Regions from separate parts of the Mus musculus genome. Here region 1 is linked to region 2. Evidence: chromatin loops called from intact Hi-C (ENCODE). Cell type or tissue: left cerebral cortex. All regions are shown on one strand. Each heading gives the region's core, and the rest is flanking DNA. Links, peaks and the distances in the headings are about the cores only.

Region 1 (5,382 bases), core at 229-5,228, 68 kb before region 2:
TAACTCAAGACTAGAATGGCAAGATTCTTAACTTTTACTTTGGTCTTCATTCATTCGGTAAATACTTATCTAACATTTATAACTGCCCACAACTGAACTGACTACTAGCTACTAGCTCAAATAAACAGTCTTTTCTCTCAAGCAGACTAGAGTCGTGTCACTGAGTCTGCTTCCCTAACAGAGCACTCCTGGCATGTGGGTCAAGTCTTCCATTGTTGTTTGGGTTCTGCAATGCACTGCATGATACAAATCTTACTCCTGGCCCATGGATGAATGGATAAATGAGTGTTTAAGTGGGTAGTTAAGTAGATGGATTCATACTGTATATAAACATTGTAAAATATGGTACTGTATCTCATAAATACATACAAAAATTATTAACAGGCAGGTGTGTCTGTGTGTCTGTGTGGACTGACTCGGCATCAAGACTTGTCAAAAACAATGTAAGACATTAATAACAGTATAATGCCACATCAATACTGAATCATCTCATATTTTTGGTTGTGAGCCTAGCCTTTAAAGACTGAGCCATCGCTCCAGCCCAATACTGAGTCATCTTAATGACACATTTATTTGCAATGATGCTTAACTGCTTTGTATTTTAAATCTTTGATCTGCCACCTTTTCAATTTTTTTTTTTTTGAAAGCCTGACTGGATAAGGCTACTGGATAAGGCCCTGTGTGATACTTGTTTCACTTTTCAATTAAACTACAACTTTTACTTATAGGAATCTTTTGGCTTCTTTTCATAGCAAGTTCCATGTACCTAAGCATTTGTGATCCCTTTTATTATCAGTTGTAACCTCTCAGCCATTAGTTCTCTCAGCTGTAAAATCAGAAGAGTGCTTCAGCTGTCCCTGAGCTTCCGTCAGCCCCAGACATGCTATGCTAAGGTCTCAGCATGGGCTGACCGATGCAGCTCTTCAGTCTGTGCCGTACTCCAGCACTGCTCGAGTCATCATGGAAAGCGTCATCCGGTTTGTCCTGCTCAGAAACATTCCCACACTCCGCAGACTTCTCAGCTAACGCTTGTGGTACCCATCGCTTGAGCAATTAGCTTTTTATTCCCTGTAAGAAAGTGTCGCGCCTTTCTTCCCTTCAGTGGTTCCCTTTCTTCCTACTTAGCCTAATGCTTTCCTAGTTTGGGAATCTTTTAGCTCCCAACACATTTTTATGCGATGCTTCCAATGGGTTAACAGTTTCTCATGCGTAATTTTCATTTCTTCCTTGTCCAATGCACAACACACACTTTTGGGTAGTGTTCTGTCTGTCTGTCTGTCTGTCTGTCTCTCTCTCTCTCTCTCTCTCTCTCTTGCATGTGCATGTTCTTGCTCTCTTGCTCTCTGCCTGTCTTTGTCTGTCTCCTCCCCACACACACTCATTTAGATGCTTAAGATGCTAAAACATTTCCTTGGCTTATGTGGAGTGTGCAAGGGCTGCATGTTTCTCGGGCCACGCCTAGGGACCCTTCCCCTTCGCATGAACTCTTCCAGCACAGAGCAATCCATCTTACTCCATCACTTACTTCATGCTGTCCATTCCATCGACATACATTACAAACTATGTTTACATAACTCGACCTCCAAACTGCTAGATATCTGTATAGTGTCTAAACTCCCACAGTTTTCATGGTTAGATTATATATTTTAATATTCTCTCTTATAGAATATTTTCACAATTTGCAAGGACTCTGAGCCACATAGACGTTCCTCACTCTCCAAGTAAATGCATCTATGTACCCTATGAGTTTTACACAGAGACAGGAGAGAGTAGATGGGGAAGAAATGAGGCCACAAAGCTTCCTTGCCACCTCAGGCTACAGAGGCCTTGCTGAGAACCAGTGGAACACACTAGCCACCTTTGTGTTCCAGTGAATAAAAACACCCAACAAAAGCCGCCAAGGGAGGCTGGCCAGTGCTGGCCATGGTTTCAGAGAAACATCAGTCCATGGTGGTGGGGAAAGTATGGCAGCAGTCCTCGTGGCCACGGCATGGCAGAGAGCTCTTTTCTCACATGGAGCAGAGACAGGCCAGACCCAGGGCTAGCTCTAGCCTTCCAGAGCTGGTGAAGCTGTCTACTTTGCCACCCAGGCTGCACCTCCTAAAGGCTTCATAGCCTTTTAAGGGCTGAGTGAGCAACGTTTTAGCTTCAAACCATGACGACCGGAGTTGACTGTGCGTGAGTCCCCGTCCCGTGTGTGAGTCAGCTCCTGTTGCCCTTTTCTATTGGGACTTATAATGTTTATTCAATTGGAGCTTAATTTTTAATCTTAACCCTTCGGCAGAAAACCCTATTCATCTTACCCGAATTCCAAAGTCAGTGATGTTGACACAGTCAGACACAGAAACTTCCCTCAGTTTTCTGTGTCTGGAAAGTATGGTCATGCCCTGAAAATATAAAGATCATTTTGTAAGTACAATTTAGTATGGGATGTAGCCAAGAGCCATTTTTACAAACTAATAACATAGAAGAGTGATCATTGATAAAGGCTAAATAAAGGTACATTGTGGGTCCCACCTCTTTGTATCTAACAAACTGTGGGCTTACTTTGGTAAGAAAATTATTAGTCTTAGTTACGACTAAACCATTAAATAAAAATTTCAGTTGTCTCTAATACTTTGGTTAAAAAATGCTACAGAGTTCCAGAGCTAGAAAACTCCTAAGACATCACTTGTTTCTATCAGTGTTCAGATAAATGCTATTCGAACCAAGTGATCTGACTTCACTTGAAAGCACTTTATACAGCTAGGGAATTTGTCAGTAGGTTCTTATTCATTCCTAACAATCACAACAACAAAGCCCCTCAAAATCTTTAGTTCATTTCATAAGCTTAATTTCTGAAAGAGAAAGGAAACAGATCTTTATTAAAAGATCTAGAGGCATAAGCAACCACCAATAGCCTACTTTCTTTCCAGGTTTAAAGATGAAATAGCAGATTGCATCGCCGAGCCCTTCTGTTGCTGTGCACAGACTGTGCTATGCTGAGTCTAGGCAGTTTCCCCAAGAACTGACTGGCAAAACCTTCTGATAAACACTGATGAATTGATAAACTGGGTTACAGATGCCACCCACCTGTGTGTGTGTGTGTGTGTGTGTGTGTGTGTGTGTGTGTGTGTGTGTGCACATGTGTGTGTACCTGTGTGCACACACCTGCATGCTAGCTTGTGCTGAGGATGAACCCGGGACCTCAGGCATCGGCAGCTTCTCTGCTAAGACACAGCCTCAGCCTCTTTGCTCTTGTTTTGTATAAAGATTATTTCAGGACTCCGTCAGGTTGACACAAGCAGGATTTATTGCCAATTCGGTGACTCCAAGGCCCACCGATGGAGCAGAGTCAGAAACAGCCAGGGGTCTGTGCTTCTTGTGTTTATGCTTAAGTGCAATGTTTGAGCCATAACAGGAAATGGCTTATGCAGATATCAGATCGTGTTTTACTCCTTTAGATAACTTTCACTTAAAGAAAAAGATTTTATTTTTAAGTCCGGATCAAAGGAGAAAGCACTTGCCCCAAGCCTGTGTCCTAACTGTGATATCTCCATTTGTCTAATAGTCCCGTGCACTAGCTCCACATGGCATGACTGTGCCCTTCACTTCATTAGGACTGTGGAGCCTTTTGCTAGGACTCCTCCTGTCAGAGGACAAACTCTGCCTTGTGGAGCCAGCACACACGGCCTGCATTCCAGATGTGGATGTGGGCTGTTTTGTTTTTATGCTAGAAGAACTGGAGGAGTTGAGCTATTCCAAGACATGCAGAGTTCATCTCTGTGTCCTATGCTCAAAAATAAAAAGTATTTCTTATCCTTTGAGGTATCTTCTAGGGAATGGTCTCTGAGGCAGTTAGATTTTACTTTTGTAGACAAGCTGGAATTTTCAAAGCCTAGCTACAGAAGTTCACTTGTTAAATAAGACACTTGTCAGTCTATATGCTCCTTAACGCTTTACTTACAAAAAAAAAAAAAAAAGGTTAGACCCTTGTCATATAAGCCGGATAGATCAAAGTTCGGCCCACAGAACACACATGAAGGGAGAAGGAGAAAAACACTCCATAAAGTTTTCCTCCACACATGGGCTTCAGCACATGCACCCCAACATCATCATCATAACTTTAAAATTAAAATATGAAAATGGAATGCCATGTTTAATACTCTAATTGCTCATTAAAGGACAAGTACTCAACTGTGAATTAGGATATTAGCTGTTGCTTAAGTATGTAATAAGATACCACAACTAATTTACTAAGATGTTTATAATTAAGAAGAGACACAAAGAGTGTAAGCAGGGGTATGGGAAAACTGACACATATAATCCTGGCCAAAAAAAAAAGTGGACTAGCCATTCTGGAAAACAGTCTGACTGTTTCTCAGAAAGTGAAGCCCAGGGTTACCACATGGACTGGCAGTTATACTGCTCTGTGGGTTTATAACTGAGAATAAAACATATTTCCATATTTCCACTGGGTTGGAGATATGGCTCAGTGGTTAAGAGCAGTGACTGCTCTTCCACAGGTCCTGAGTTCAATTCCCAGCAACCACATGGTGGCTCACAACCATCTGTAATGCTATCTGACTTCCTCTTCTGGTGTATCTGTAGACTGCAACAGTGTACTCACATAAAATAAATAAGTAAATAAATAAATCTTTAAAACATATCTTCACACAAGACTTGTGCCCAAGTGTTCTTAGTAATGGTATTCAGAAGCAACACACGAATATTTACCAAGAGATGGAAGTATAAAAAAGATGCAATTTATCCCTACAATAGAATGCTAGTCGGTAAGAAAAAGGAGTGTTGGTGCATTCCACTCTCTGAATAACCCTTGGAAATATGATTCTAAGTGAAAGAAGCCAGACCTCAAACACCACACGCGATTCCATTGAAGTTCAGAGCAGGCAAACATACGGAAAAGTAGACCCACGCTTGCCTGAACCAGCTGGAGGGCGAGACAGGCTGAGCAGAGGCGTCTGATTTGGGAGTGAGGGAAGTATTCTGGGGTAGACCTTGGTGCTGGTTGCATGGTTCCATAAATAAACCAATTAAATGAAACAGGCCTAGAACCGTTCGTCTCAATAAACACTCTTCATCTGTGTAATAAAACCATAAAATATTCCTGTCATCCTTCTGCCCAAGATGGGCACAGATGTTGCCTGTGTGTCACGAATTTCTGTTGGGTAGACTCAGACCTACGTGATCATCTGTTGACAAGATGGTATTTGTGATGTCATTATGCCCCTGCTCACGTATTACCATATAGCCCAGCGGCTGAGTAAACAACTCTGACAGTCAACCAGGATGTGGAAGCCAGCAGACCAGACAGTGCCACCTACTCCTGGCAATGAGGCCAATGAGAGACATGCCCTATTCCAGCCAACCTGACACCTTCTT
Region 2 (5,382 bases), core at 184-5,183:
AAAAAATAATAGCTTTATTCATGGAACAATGGGCCCTTTGCCAACACAACTCAGCCTTTCAAAGGGAGTAAGTGTGGGATTGGTTGAAAGGCACATTTATGCCATATTGAGGTGACAGGATTTGCCAGGAACACATGGAAGTATGAGTTCTAAAACCAATTTTAACTTCACATTTACCACGATAATTTACTAATTTGACTTTGAAAGCTAGGAAAAATTATATAGGAAAATTGGCTCCAGCTGCTTCTGAAGTCAACTTGCCGCTGATTTCAATAATAATTAAGAAATTTTACTTTCTGATAAACAAGCTTATGTGTGTCTCTTTAACTACTACCTAGTCTTCAAATTATTTCTGAGGCTGTTGACAACCAAAATCCTACTAAATGGGAAAATGATGTGAGGAAAATGTCTCAACTTCCTCCTCATAGTAAGGTTCGGTTGTCGGAGAAGCAGAGCTCATAAGAGCTGTGGTCAAGAATGAGGTCCACAATTGCCAACTCAGAGGTGGACACAGGGGATCAGTTAGTTGTTCAAGGCCTTCCTTGTTCAAGTCACAGCAAGTTGAAAGCCAGATCCTATCTCAAGCCTTCTCCCTCCCCTACCTCCAAACATTTCGATTCATGGTAAATGTGAGCTCTGGATGCCACATGGCATGTGGTCTAGAAATGAAGACATTGACAAAGTGTCATTTTGATGTGAGGAGATATGTACTTGTCTGTCTATTCTCTATCGGGGGCACATAGCTTGCATCAACTTTATAACTCATTCAAATTTAAGCAAGAAAAAAATTTTTTTCTCTCCACTACAACCAATGAAGTTTCCTGTTTGTTTCTAGGTCATGCTAGGAAAACTCTTAGGTTTGCATTTCCTGCTACTTGTGGATGCTATTTCCACTCAGGAGTTTGCTGACAACTTCAAAGTTGTCTTTTTCTAGCGCCCACAAACCCATTGCTTAAAGTGGGCTTCAGAGTATTTTTACAAACATCTTTTCTACCCGTCGATTTGCGGCTAACCCACTTTCAACTTGTTTTACATGGTTTTTCTGTCATCTATCCTCAAGTCTGGTCCAGTAGGCAGGTTCTGATCTAGGCTTTCTAGAACTGAAGGGGTGCCAGCTCTGCTGACTGGGACACCCTACAGGACCCTGGCCTTGACTGACTGACTGCACCTGTGGCCTCTTCCTGCCCTATATATGTGTATGTTATACATGGGGGTTCTAGGCAGGTAGATAGCAGATCAAACAGAAGGCCAACATAGACAGATTAAGGGCTGGGTTAGCATGTTTAAATTGTGATGATGTTACTTCTGGCAAATGACCTAACTTCTTTGTGCCCCCATTTCCACATCTGTAAAATGAGGTTAATAATGGAACATATACAGTTCTCTTCATTTAATTTTGTTAAGAATGCCTAGATCAGGAGCACATAGATAGGAAGGGCCCATCAAGAAGGGGAAGGAAATTTAAGGAAGTTTGACTCAAGAGGTTGTACTAGGGAATCTAGAAATGAACTCCAATACCATCCCATTAGACACAGGGGTTGGAACATAGTTCAGTCACGAAAGTGCCATGGAGGCATAAGGTGCCGAGTTCAATCCTTGGTAGCCATGTAGAAAGCTGGGTATGATCGCACATGCCTATAATCCCAGCTCTGGGGAAGCAGAAACAGGAAGAGCCCAGGGGCTCACTGTCCAGCCAGCCTAGCCTAATCAGCAAGCCCAGGTCCTAGTAAAAGACCCTGTCTCAAAACAAAAAAATGTGGCATTTCCTGAGGAAGAACAGCTGAGGTTGACTTCCAGCCTTCACAATCATGTATAGAAACATTCAGAAGATGCACACACACATGAACACACATACACACGTATGTACAAAGGCCATGCAATCTGGGCTATTAAGAGGAAGAACAAAAAGCTAAGTGCAAGTCACTACATTGTAAATATTCCTGGGACTAAGAAACCATAAATACCAAGTCGTTATTCTTAATATTTCATTACAATTTTATTAAGATATATTCACAATTCAACCATTTTATACCAAAAGCAGCAGTGTGGATAATGAATGCCACCTTTCATAAATGTGTTTTACAGTTCCTGGTTCTAAGAATCTCTGCTTCCTCAGAAAGCCCTTGGGGCCACCCAGCTCTGCAGATGTCAGTCAGGCCATTTATTGTTGCTACATGAAAACAAGTCTGTTTCCCACTCTAGGCTAAAACTGCTGTCATTAAAACCAAAACTTCTTGCTAAAGACTAAAGGGCAAGTCTCACAGTAAAATATAATGTAGAACTGATTACTTTTTTGAAAAGCATGATTTAAAGATAGAAAATAAATAATAGAAGCAAAATCAAGGTGAGCCTTGGTTTCCTGTTACCTCTGAGGACATAACCCCGGCTCTCCTCTTCATGTTGCTGTTCCTAGCTTGTTCTTTTTGAAAATCTGGTTCGTGCGGAAGCAGGAATTTTGGGAATGGTAAACTCTACCTCAGGAGTTAAGTGGGTGAAAAGTTATCAAGTCATGCATGAATTTTAACATCTAAGAAAGAAAAAGTAAGATATGGCATCCCCGCCAAGCGGTGGTGGTGCACGTCTTTAGTCCTAGCACGTGGGAGGCAGAGGCAGGCGGATTTCTGAGTTCGAGGCCAGCCTGGTCTACAGAGTGAGTTCCAGGACAGCCAGGGCTACACAGAGAAACCCTGTCTTGAAAAAACAAAACAAAACAAAAAGATATGGCGTCCTCCTTTACCTACATTAGTCCCCCATACACGCACTTTGGTTTCAGTTCATATCTTGTCAGCCAAGAACTGAAAATATTAAAGTAGAACATTCTAGAAATAAGCCACTGGTAAGCAACTTATTAAAGCAAGCTTGTAACTGCTGTTTTCCTGTATGATTTTGTTGTTGATCCCTTACTGCATCTACTTCACAAAGAAAACATTGCCACAGGCACAGGGCTTGGTGCTGTCTGTGGTTGCAGGCATCCACTTGGAGTGTTTCTCCTGAGGATGAAGGGGCTGTTGCCATGGCTTGGGAGGATAAGGGGGCTGTTGCCATGGTCTCCTGAGGATGAGGAGGCTGTTGCCATGACTTGGGAGGATGAGGAGGCTGTTGCCATGGCTTGGGAGGATGAGGAGGCTGTTGCCATGGCTTGGGAGGATGAGGAGGCTGTTGCCATGGCTTGGGAGGATGAGGAGGCTGTTGCCATGGTCTCCTGAGGATGAGGAGGCTGTTGCCATGGCTTGGGAGGATAAGGGGGCTGTTGCCATGGCTTGGGAGGATGAGGAGGCTGTTGCCGTGGCTTGGGAGGATGAGGGGGCTGTTGCCAAGGCTTGGGAGATCAGGGAGGTCAAGAATGTGGTGTTTATGGGAACCGAGTGCCTGGAATCATTTGTTGGCAGAGGAAGTGTAAAATGATGGATAACCTGACATCATAACAGAATGCCCACCCTGACAGAGGGCAGCAGCAACTCCTCGGGAGATGAGGAACAAGAGGGAGACACCAGCTTTACTGTTAGTCACCCGTGCCCCACCCCTGACCAAGAGCAGGGAGAGAGTTAACTTACACTTCCAGATGGCAGTCCCCACATTATCAAGGAAAGCCAGCCTACAGGTAGCAATGGAAGCAGAGACCGGAGGAACGCTGCTCATTGGCCTGCTCTTCATGGCTTGCTTAGTTTGCTTTTTCAAACAACCACGAGCGCCTGGCCAGGAATGGCACCACTCACAGTTTGTTGGACCCTTCCATTGTCAGTTATTAATCAAGAGGATGCACCACAGCCATGCATAGGGAGCCATCTGATGGAAGAATTCCTCTTTTAAGGTCCCCTCTTCTCAGGTGACTCTCATTTGTACAGTGGTGACAAAGACTTACCTGTACACTCTCTTTACCTATTGTATACAGAATAAGCTTGTCTTATTCTGTAGGTCTTTGCTGGACTGAAGCTTCCTATGTCTTATGCAGGCCTCATGCCTGCACCTTTCAAAGGTGGGCCTTTTGGGTCACCAAGATGGAGTCCCTGCTTCCCAAATGACTCTACAGCCTTGCAGAGTCTTCCTCTTCTTTAGCTCCTGCCTCTGCAGCTAAGGAGTTTCTCTGGCCCCTCCCTTGGACCCTCCCGATAAGCACGGTGCATGCTAAGCATGGTGCAGGCTAAGCATGGTGCTTGCAATTCGGATCCAGCACCTGCCAAGGCTCATTCGTGTTTTCTTTGGCTCCAGCTATATATCTCCCCCCAGCCAGCCCCCCCCCCCACACACACATACACACACTAAGCTGACCTGCAGCCTCTCAGGATTAATAGAAACTAGAAGCCAGAAAAATGTAACCTAAACACTGTTCATTTTTCCAGAGTTGAAGAAAGTCCCAAGCAACATCCCTCCAGACATAGTGAAGCTTGACCTGTCATCCAACAAAATCAGACAGCTCCGACCCAAGGAGTTTGAAGATGTTCACGAACTAAAGAAGTTAAACCTAAGCAGCAATGGCATTGAGTTTATAGATCCTGGTAAGTCACGATGCATGCTCTAGATCCTGGTAAGTCACTATGCATGCTCCTTCAGGTGGGGGGCAGCTGGGCTGTGACTTTTCTTCTGTGGCAACACCTATAGTAAACTCCATTTAGGTACAAAAAGTAAGTTCAAAGAGTCTGAACTTTAATTAAGCATGATACTTAAAATAGGGATTGTTAGACACTCAGATGTGTGTGCCAAAACATTGCTCTACAAAGGGTGTAGTACTGTCCAGTCATCCCTTAGGGTCCAGTGTCTTTGATTCAGGAACTCTCTCAGACACCAAAATCCCTTTTGTAAAACGACATGTGTTGCCCCTTATACTTTAATTGCTCTTACTGGTAATAATATAATGAAAATGCTATCAAAACTGTCACTATACTATATTGCATAAGAAACAGTAACAACAAGAAAAGTCTAGCGAATGCACTACAAATTCAGAATAGACGCCATGTTTTCCAGCTACTTCTAATCTGTTGATTGAATCTGCAAATACAGAATCCGACAGGTGCAAGACACGGAATACAAGGCACTAAGCAATATTCACTCAGTCAGCCTAGGAATACAAGGCACTAAGCAATATTCACTCAGTCAGCCTAGCTAACAGAGGCATTTGTAAAGTAGTGATGTGTACATGGTGGGAGTGGAGGGCCTCACACAGTGTACACCAGAGTGGTCCTGGGCTTCTTACTCTCCTGCCCTGGCTTCTCAAGTACTCATATCACAGGGCCCACCATCACGCCTGTATGGTGATGGCTCCTTTGGTAAAGTGGCTGCCACAGAAGCACAAGTACTAAGTTCAGATCCCCAGCATCTATATAAAATCTGGGTGCAAGGACACGCATGTATGGCCCCAGCACTGAGGACAGGAGGACAGAGCTC

What was found. Peaks named below come from ENCODE experiments on the same cell type or tissue, not always from the same donor. Only the 100,000 strongest peaks of a DNase experiment are listed, where the experiment ranks them.
Region 1: a loop joins it to region 2, with 2.1 times the contacts of the local background. A loop is called at or near these places in 7 of 42 quality-filtered maps.

Annotation. Positions count from the first base shown.
Region 1 is chr5:21,498,177-21,503,558 of GRCm38, forward strand. Fbxl13 (F-box and leucine-rich repeat protein 13) reads right to left here. Exons shown (of 21, transcript NM_001199632.1): 18 at 2,304-2,387. Among named protein-coding and RNA genes, the nearest start is that of Lrrc17, 43 kb to the right of the region's middle. In left cerebral cortex, for the core only: no CTCF peak of the experiment used is centred there; DNase peaks (open chromatin) are centred at 2,964 and 4,952.
Region 2 is chr5:21,565,880-21,571,261 of GRCm38, forward strand. The region is part of intron 9 of Fbxl13 (F-box and leucine-rich repeat protein 13); the gene reads right to left. Lrrc17 (leucine rich repeat containing 17) reads left to right here. Exons shown (of 4, transcript NM_028977.1): 3 at 4,341-4,496. Among named protein-coding and RNA genes, the nearest start is that of Lrrc17, 25 kb to the left of the region's middle. In left cerebral cortex, for the core only: no CTCF peak of the experiment used is centred there; DNase peaks (open chromatin) are centred at 2,573 and 3,168.